3 separate regions of the Mus musculus genome follow, and regions 1 and 2 are each linked to region 3. Evidence: chromatin contacts called from ENCODE Hi-C or POLR2A ChIA-PET data. All regions are on one chromosome and are shown on one strand. Each heading gives the region's core, a stretch centred on a gene start or an enhancer-like site at or near the end of the contact. The rest is flanking DNA. Distances are from core to core; before and after follow the strand shown.

What was found. A loop is a pair of places that touch in the nucleus more often than their neighbours do. ChIA-PET counts read pairs that join two places held with the same protein, here RNA polymerase II (POLR2A).
Region 1: a loop to region 3 is called in a map of left cerebral cortex, with 4 times the contacts of the local background. The contact joins the promoter of Dipk1b here to the promoter of 0610009E02Rik in region 3. A Hi-C loop is called at or near these places in 7 of 37 maps with a recorded cell type or tissue (heart and left cerebral cortex). POLR2A ChIA-PET finds 5 or more read pairs at or near these places in 3 of 5 experiments (Patski and embryonic stem cell).
Region 2: POLR2A ChIA-PET joins it to region 3 with 53 read pairs in embryonic stem cell. The contact joins the promoter of Agpat2 here to the promoter of 0610009E02Rik in region 3. POLR2A ChIA-PET finds 5 or more read pairs at or near these places in 5 of 5 experiments (Patski and embryonic stem cell).

The regions. Positions count from the first base shown.
Region 1 is chr2:26,627,107-26,629,806 of GRCm38, forward strand. Dipk1b (divergent protein kinase domain 1B) reads left to right here and starts at 1,351. Exons shown (of 5, transcript NM_019833.3): 1 at 1,351-1,593. The coding sequence starts at 1,531.
Region 2 is chr2:26,602,997-26,605,696 of GRCm38, forward strand. It overlaps Agpat2 (1-acylglycerol-3-phosphate O-acyltransferase 2 (lysophosphatidic acid acyltransferase, beta)), which reads right to left and starts at 1,421. Exons shown (of 6, transcript NM_026212.2): 1 at 1,033-1,421. The coding sequence starts at 1,214.
Region 3 is chr2:26,444,507-26,447,206 of GRCm38, forward strand. It overlaps 0610009E02Rik (RIKEN cDNA 0610009E02 gene), which reads left to right and starts at 1,418. Exons shown (of 3, transcript NR_152209.1): 1 at 1,418-1,694. Sec16a (SEC16 homolog A, endoplasmic reticulum export factor) reads right to left here and starts at 710. Exons shown (of 30, transcript NM_153125.2): 1 at 569-710.

The sequences.
Region 1 (2,700 bases), core at 101-2,600, 180 kb after region 3:
ATTTGAATTTCAATCTTTATGTTTTCACAATAAGTGCTTTCAGCTGCTGAGTCATTTTTTTCAGCCTTCCCGTCACCACACTTAAACTACATTGTTTATCTGACCTGCAAAATCAAGATTGAAGACATAATAAAATAGTCAAACTGCTTAAGCAGCTCGTTTATAATTGGTGCGATAATGAAACAATCCCATGTTTCCCTTCTTTTTTCTCCTTCCTTCTTTTCTCCCTCCCTCCTTCCCTCCCTCTCTCCTTTCTTTCCTTTCTTCTTTCCTCTCTTCCTCCCTCCTTCCATCCCTTTCTTCCAGCCTCTCTCCCTTCCTTCCTTCTTTCCTTCCTTGAGGCAGGGTCTCCCTTTGGGCTTCTGGCTAGTCTGGAATTTGAAACATAGGCCAGGCTGGTCTTTCTGCTTCTGCTTCTTGGTTTCTGGGACACAGACTTGATGCTATTTTCCATTTGTTTTGTGACCTGCTCCTGGCTCTAGTTCTCTTCAGCCTTTCTAGCTTATAAATCCAAACCCTTCAGCTGGGCTCATGGGACTCTCGCTCCACTTTTATGAAGAGAAGGTTGGCCTGGTTCACTAATTGCGAAGCAATTAACATCCTTAAACTAAAGCTGTCTTTTATCATTTTGCAAGGCATATATATATGGACAGCACTGGGGCACAGGGGAAGGCGTATTCCCTGGGAATGCATATGACATCGCTATAGAACCCCTAAGAAAGGTGTGGGTGAGGATTGAGGGCAGCTGATGCGCATGGTGGACGGTGCATTCTGGCCATTGTCTGCTAAGTTCAATAAGCCTCTAACTAAGGTCAGCTGCTGCTTTCCTAATCACCCTAAATGGGAGTCACAGGAGAGGGGCGTGTCTGTCCATGGGCAGAAATCAGAAGAAACTGGTTCTCAGGAGTAGTTGCTGACCGCGTGGGCTGTGGGTCCTTCCCTATGCCCCGGTGCAACAAGGGCTGAAGACTCTCGGTGCCAGAGGTGGTGGCCTCAGGACTGACTAGCCTCACCTGCATACTGGGGAGGGATGGGGGCAGATCCATCAACGTCTTTTACCCTTGAAAAGGTGGAAGAAATGCGCAAGCGCAGGCGGGGACCTTACAGGTCCTCAGCGCCAGCCTGCCCCGGTGTTTCATGCTCACACAGGGTTGCCGTAGCGGGTCCCGGAGCTCTCGGGAGGTTGGGGGTGGGGGGGTGGGGGGTGGCGTAGGTCCCCAGCGGGAGAGCTAGACTAGCCGCGGGGCCGCGCGCCAGTCCTCCCACGCGCGTGCACGCCCCTTCCGTTTGTCTCCACACGCGCGCGCACGCCCCTCTGTCCATCTTCCCGCGCGTGCACGCCCCTCCTCCAGGCCGTCTCCCCGCGCGTGCGTCGCGGTCCTTGCTCAGAAAGGCACGCGCCTTGCCTTTAACGCGAGCCGAGGACGAGCGGCCCGCATGGAGAGCGAGCGGCGGCCGCTGCGGGCCTGGCCGGGCTGGGGCTGAGGCCGAGCCAGCCGCGGGGTTCCGCAGCCGGGGCCGGAGCCCATCATGCGGCGGCTGCGGCGCTTGGTGCACCTAGTGCTCCTCTGCCCCTTCTCCAAGGGCCTGCAGGTAAGCCGCAGCCGGCCAGGTGCTACCACACGGGGAGGGGCAGGGCGTGGGATGGCGAGGGTCGATGGGTGCACGCGGGTGCACCGGAGTCCTTTCTAACCTTCGCAACTTAAAAAAAAAATTCTGGAATAGCAAACTTGGCCAGCCCCTGGCCAGTTCTTGAGACAGCTGGAAACAGGGGCTGTGGTGACCTTGGGCCAGTGGAGGGCCAGCTCCTGTCTGCAGAAGAGGCCCCTCCCCTCATGCTTTGAGGTGATGGAGTCAGGCCTCTGGGCTCCAGCCGCTGGTTGCCACGGTCCTTAGAGCCTACAGGAAGGAGCCAGCCCTCACCAGTCTAGCCAAGGTCTCTCTGAAGGGCCGTCCTGAGGATGCTGGAGGATGCCTTTGTCCTGGGGCCTGGCCTCCCTTAGACTGTTTTACATAAAGGATGAGGACTGAAGCCTGTTGGATGCAGAGCTCTTCCAGGCCCAGATGCCCTTGTCTGCCCTCTTCCAGAGGCAGTAGCTTGTGCTGTGATCCATGCTCAGGCCTAGGTTGGGTTCGTGACCTGAGGTGTATGGGGGACCCTTCTTGTGCCAGGAGATGGGGTGTACCCATACCCCTAGCCCTGAAGCTAGGCCCTGACTCAGCAATGTGTGGACCCAGGAGTGGCAGGAGAGGGGTTTGGGCCAGTTCCCAGTGGGGCTGGTTCAGAGAGAGCCACTGGCTGAGCCCTTCCTGCCCCAAGCCTCAGTTTCCTGCGTGGGAAACACTAGGGCACCTGCCACCTGGCCCGGGTTTCCTGGGCAGGGAGTTTGCTGTGCAGTTACTATCCCTGTAATGACCTTCCCACCTTCCATGTGACTTTTCTGGAGCTGGACTGTTCAGCCTCGAAAATTATGGGCCCAGGGCTTGCCAACTTGTTCCCCACTGAGTGGCAGAAATCTGTGCGAGCTTTTGAGTACCACTGTGGTGAGTCCCGCCCCGGGGTGAGCAAAGACTCAGGGATCCTGGAGAAGAGCTGCGTCAGACAGAGGCCAGGTAAACCATCAAAGCTTAGCCAAGGTAGTCTAGGGGAGCCACCTGTGCCAAGGTGGCTTGGGAGGGCCTGCCTGGAGTGGTCTCTGA
Region 2 (2,700 bases), core at 171-2,670, 160 kb after region 3:
GAGGATTTAAGACAGGAACCCTAAGACAGGGTGGGGAGGTGGGGAGCAGGCCTCCCCACCCTGTTCTATGCACCGTGAAAAGTGCATAGCTAGGGCACCCTTGTCTTCTGTGCAAGGGTCTCCTCTGCATGTCTGCTCCCTGGGACACTGGATAGTCACTATAAGCACCTGAGAAATGAGGGCTGGGACCCACAAAATATGGCTGGTCAGGACAGCATCCTAACCCCAAAGACGACCAGATACAGCCGAGAGTCAGGAAACCATCATTCACAGTCCTTGTAACTACCGCGGGGGAGGAGGGGCTTCAGGGGCACAAGGTCCGAAACACCCAGGCAAGGCCAAGGCCAGGACATTGCAAAACCCACCCTCTCAGCAGTCCAAATGGGGCAGAAAGAAATGTAGCAACAGTCTCCTGGGAGTGTGGACAGGGAGAAAGGACTAGAGGCTTTTTCTCTCGGGCAGCCCCCATTGCAGGACAACCTAGCCTGATCTCCATACCTGTACCTTTTGCTTGTCCACTAAGCTTCCCTGCTCTGGGAGATGGGCAGAGGAGGATTCTGGCCACAGCCTCCTTCCTTTATTGCTAGCAAGCCAGGTCCAAAGACAGTTCGGCCCCCACCCCCCAGAAGAGGAAGTTAATGACAAGGAGAACCTGTGGCTACAACCTGGGCACAGGTGTCTTCTAACCGGCAGAGAGGTGGAAGCACGGACCGGAAGCCTGGCTAGGCTTCGGTTTCCCTGCTGGTGAAAGTGGGATTGGGCCTGTCCCACCTTCGCTCGGCCCCCTCCCTCTCCCAAAGCTAGCGGCGCGCGCAAACCCGACACTCCACGCTGCGCGCAGGGGGCGCCGCAGGGCCGAGCCCTACAAGCGGCGCACATCGTGACACGCGCCCCTGGGACGGGAAGCCGCGTCGTCGGAGGCTCCGGACCGTGGGGACGGCGGGGCGGGCGGGGCAGGAAGGAAAGAACGCGAGGAGCTCAGAAGTTAGGAAAGCGGAAGCGCGCGCCCATCCCGGCGTCCGGCCCCCTTGCCTCATGTTATCCACGGTGCGGCCGCCGTGGCGCAGCAGGCAGACGATCGAGGCCGCGGCGGAGAAGGACAGGCAGAGCACGCAGTAGAGACCGACCTTGGCGTAGAACCTGGCTGTGCGGCTCAGCTGCACAAGCAGCAACAGCAGCAGCAGCGCCGCCGTCAGCCATGGCCACGGGTCCATGGCGGCCGCACCCCAGCCCCGACGGCGCCGCCGCCCTCCACCCGCCGCCCGCGCCCCTTTTGAGGAGCGCCGAGGGTAGAGGGCGGGCCAGGCTGGAAGCCCAGAGCTAGGTGCGGCCGTCCCGCCCTGTTCCCGCCCCTCCGGGCCTGGCCCTGCCGGGGGGCATCGCGCCCCGCTCCGCCCCGCCGCGTCCTGGACGCGGACCCCGCCTCCCTCGGCCCTTCGGGTGTCACCCTCTCCGCCCCGCCCCTCCCTGCCACCCTGCCCCTTGCGGCAGGACATTGAGGTTCCCTCACTCGTCCCGCGGCTCCCATCTCTGAGCTGCCGGGTGGCCTGGGCTCTGGCGTTGCCTCCCACGCCCCTGCACCGGGGCTTGCGGCCACAAGTCCCCAGCCTGGCACCGCAGCTCCCTAAGGGTGTGCAACCGACCTAAGACGTGCCCATTATGCCAGTCTTGTCACCACACAAAGGACCATTGACCGGCTACTGAGTGACCAATGGTTACCTGACTAGGCCACCTGGCTGGTGGCCTGGGCCCTTTAGGTTCCCTTGAGCAGGGAGACTGAAGCCCTATTCCCATGATGCAACGAGCTGGGGGAGGCAGAAGGAGTAGTGAGAGTTTTGGAGTGGGGGTGTCTCTGGGGTAATGTGGCACCGGGGACCTTCTGATGCCCGGCCAGCAGTGTGGATCAGGCGATTGTGTTCCCATGCGCACTGTGTTCTAACCGCCAGCCTGTAGTTGGTGCTCACTGGGACACTTGTAGTAAGAAGCCTTGGGCTTGCAGGCCAGCCATATACATCCTTCCTGATCATGTTCTCAGAGCAGATGTCAGTGACAAAATGCATCTAGCTTCTTTTTTGGTGAGGTTGGTCTGCACCTAGGTGTGGAACTCAGCGATGGCTGTAGATATTAATGTGCCCACAGGCTCCCCTATATCCAGGCATTCTGAGAGAATCTCTGGTTTTCTCAGATCCGGAGAGATGATAATTTTAATATCTACCTATATAACTGTGCTTAGCTTTTTTTTTTTTTTTTAGACTTATTTTATGTATGCGAGTACACTGTAGCTATAGGTTGTGAGCCTTCATGTGGTTGTTGGGAATTGAATTTTTAGGACCCCTGCTCGCTCCGGTTAGCCCACTCAACTCTGGTCAACTCTGCTCCCTCAATCCCTGCTTGTACACCAGAAGACGGTGTCAGATCTCATTACCGGTGGTTGTGAGCCACCATGTGGTTATTGGGGCTTGAACTCAGGACCTTCGGAAAAGCAGTCAATGCTCTTACCGGCTGAGCCATTTCGCCAGCCCTGTGCTTAGCTTTTAAAGCAGGGCCAAAGCTGTGCCAGGGTGGGTAAGGAACCACCAGGAGTCACTCCAGCTTCAGGCTTCTGTGCTCATGAGGTTGCAGGCAGGGTGAGCTGCAGGGTTTCAGCTTCTCTGGTAGAAGACCCAGATATGCTTGGAGAGAAGGGGGGGGGGGAGAGGG
Region 3 (2,700 bases), core at 168-2,667:
AGCCGACATTTTTCTACACCTTGGTAAAAAACAAATCACGACCTCCCTTGCGACATCCTGCTCCGCCGGCCAAGAGATTACAAATAAACGCTGCTACTCCCTGTTTCAAATGAAAATGTGTCCCATGATCATCAACTTCTGAGGAAGTCTTCGAGCCAACGAGAATCAAATATCTTCAGAACCCAGCAAAAGTCAAGCTTGGCAATTTCCTGCACTTTCTTCGTTTTAAATGAGTTGCGGGCTTCCTCGGAGGTGTCACAGTCTGGCCATGTTAACACACCTTCCCCAGCGGCCAACCAGTTCCCGAAGCCCTGACCAGGTATCTGTCTCCCGTCAGGTCTGGGAAACCACGAGCCCCTTAGACAACCCACCAAGGCGACACGGCCCGTAACCTGTCCGGTGTCTCAGCACCAGGCGGCCCGGTACTGTCGTTCTCCCCAGGCCTGACTGTGTCTCTTTAAATGCGCTCGCCACTCCGGGCTAGGCCCGATGCTCACTGAGCCTGCTTGGCCTCCGCAGCCTCGCCCACCCTCGGGCCTCCACCGTGCTCCATACACTCAGCCCTCACCCTGTGAGCTGTGGTTGGCTTCTCAGGCGCCGCGAACTGAAACCCAGCCGGCGACGGCGGCGGCAGTAGGGGGAACTAGCGCGTTCCCAGCAGCAGCCGCAGCCATCTTGGCACATCCGGCTCCAGGTGCCGCCGCCGACGTGTCCGAAGGAGACGTCAGCGCGCCCCGCCCCTTAATTGCCCCTCCTCTTGCTTCTTCCAGTCTTTCGCTGCTTCACCCATTGCCCCGCCCCCCCTGCCCGGCCCTCTTGGCCGCGCTCCGTACACGTCTTCGGCGCGTCAATCATACCACGCCCCCTTGGGCTCCGCCCCCTCTCCCGTCCAGTTTTGCACTGCTTCATCCTTTTGTTCCGCCCCCCAGGAGCTGCCCCGCCCATTCCCCTTAAGAGCCTTTCGTAGTGTCCCTTTTGACTCCGCCTTTCGTTCGTCTCCAGTCTTTTGCCGCCTCATCTCTTCGTCCCACCCATAGGCCCGCCCCTCTTGCGTCAGTCACTTACAGCTCCACCCCCGTGGCCCCGCCCTCACCCACTTGCGGAGCCAGGAGCGCGGGCCCCGCCTCTTCACGTCGCCCTGGTTACGCTGGTTCTGTCCTACAGTCTTCCTGTTCTAGGATTTGACTGGACAGGATTCTTCAATCCAGATCCCCGGGGAGAATCAGTCTTGAAAAACCAAAGCCAGAAGTTCCGCTGAGTCCAGAGCCCCAGCGGGCCCTCTCGCTTGCCCCCTCCCCATTTTTCCGTTGGGTTCTCTTGGTTGCCGGCGGGGGCGACTACGCGTGCGCCACCCTGCTCGAGTAGCTAGGCGGTCGACTTCTGCGGGCTGGACAGGCGCGTGCGCGGAGCTGTACCCGTTGCTTGGCTACGGCTCTTTGCTGGAGCCTGCCCGGCGCAGTTCGCGTGATTAAGCAAATGCCTTTCCTGGTGCTAGTAGGAACTCTCACCACCACCACCCCCATTCCCCTCCAACCTTTGCTAGAGGAGAGAAGCCAGAGCCTGGAGGCCAAGTCCTTCAAACTCCATTGCGACTCCTCCCGGCAGGGCGCGGCCTAAAGCCCACGGCGGAACGCTGGACTTAGACCAGGGATGTCAGCAGGTCTGTCTGTCGGAGCAGAGGCTCTCCGGAAAAGGTGGGTGCTGTCATCGGGGAAGTGACCAGGCCTGGCTCCCTCACCTGTACTCCAGAGAGCGTGAGAAGGCGGTGCCCCTGCGAAGCCGCCTGGTCAGTGGCGAACCCAGAGGCAGGGAAGGAGGGAGTGTGGTGGAGCTGGCCAGCGCTCAGACACGCAAGCATAGCCGGGAGAACTGAGGGCCAGCTTCATGTCCTCTGACGTGGCACTGTGGGTCACTCTGTAAAGCTAACATTTATCTTTAGAGAGCCAGGTTTCCAAACTCTTTCTGAACACATGGTAGACTCAACTTTAAGTCCCTAAAAAGAAGCAGCAACCCCAACCCTAGGATGGCTAGAGCTAAATAATAGCAAGGCCTCGTCTAAATAAATAAACAAACAAATAAATAAATAATAAAATGCAAGGTCTCCACTCTCAGGCCCCCAAGGGTAGAGATGTTAAAGGGACAGCTGTGCTGGCTCCCATCTCTGACTCCATCCTAAGGTAGGGACAGGACTCGATGCCTGCTATAGACTGGCTGGCATCATGCAGCCAAGCTAACCTGGCCTCTGAGTGACAGACTCCGGTTTTAGGCCCAGTCTGTGCCCATATGCCCTGCTCTGTTGACTGAAACCTCTCTGGGCATCAGGAGAGCCACTGGGTAGTTTGAGGACTTGAATGGCGTACTTTAATGCATATGCAAAGGCAATGGGCACAAACTGGGACTGCCTGAGGCAGGCAGGGCAAATGGTGACTCCTGAGTTTATGGGTGCCCCCACCATTACATGGGTACCTCCACTTTGCCTGGGGACTCTTCGTTTATTTGGAAGTTGGGCACATCATCCCCAGTTCCCTGGAGTCCTATGTAGTCAGCATCTGGTACAAAGCTGTTATAGCCTAGGCTGCACTACAGAGCACACAGGACTCCCATGCATGAAGGCTGTGTCAGAACTCCCTGTGGCTTCTGACACTGTGACCAGCACTTGGTAACCATGTATTCTTTGTAGTGCTACCCAGTCAGCCTCTC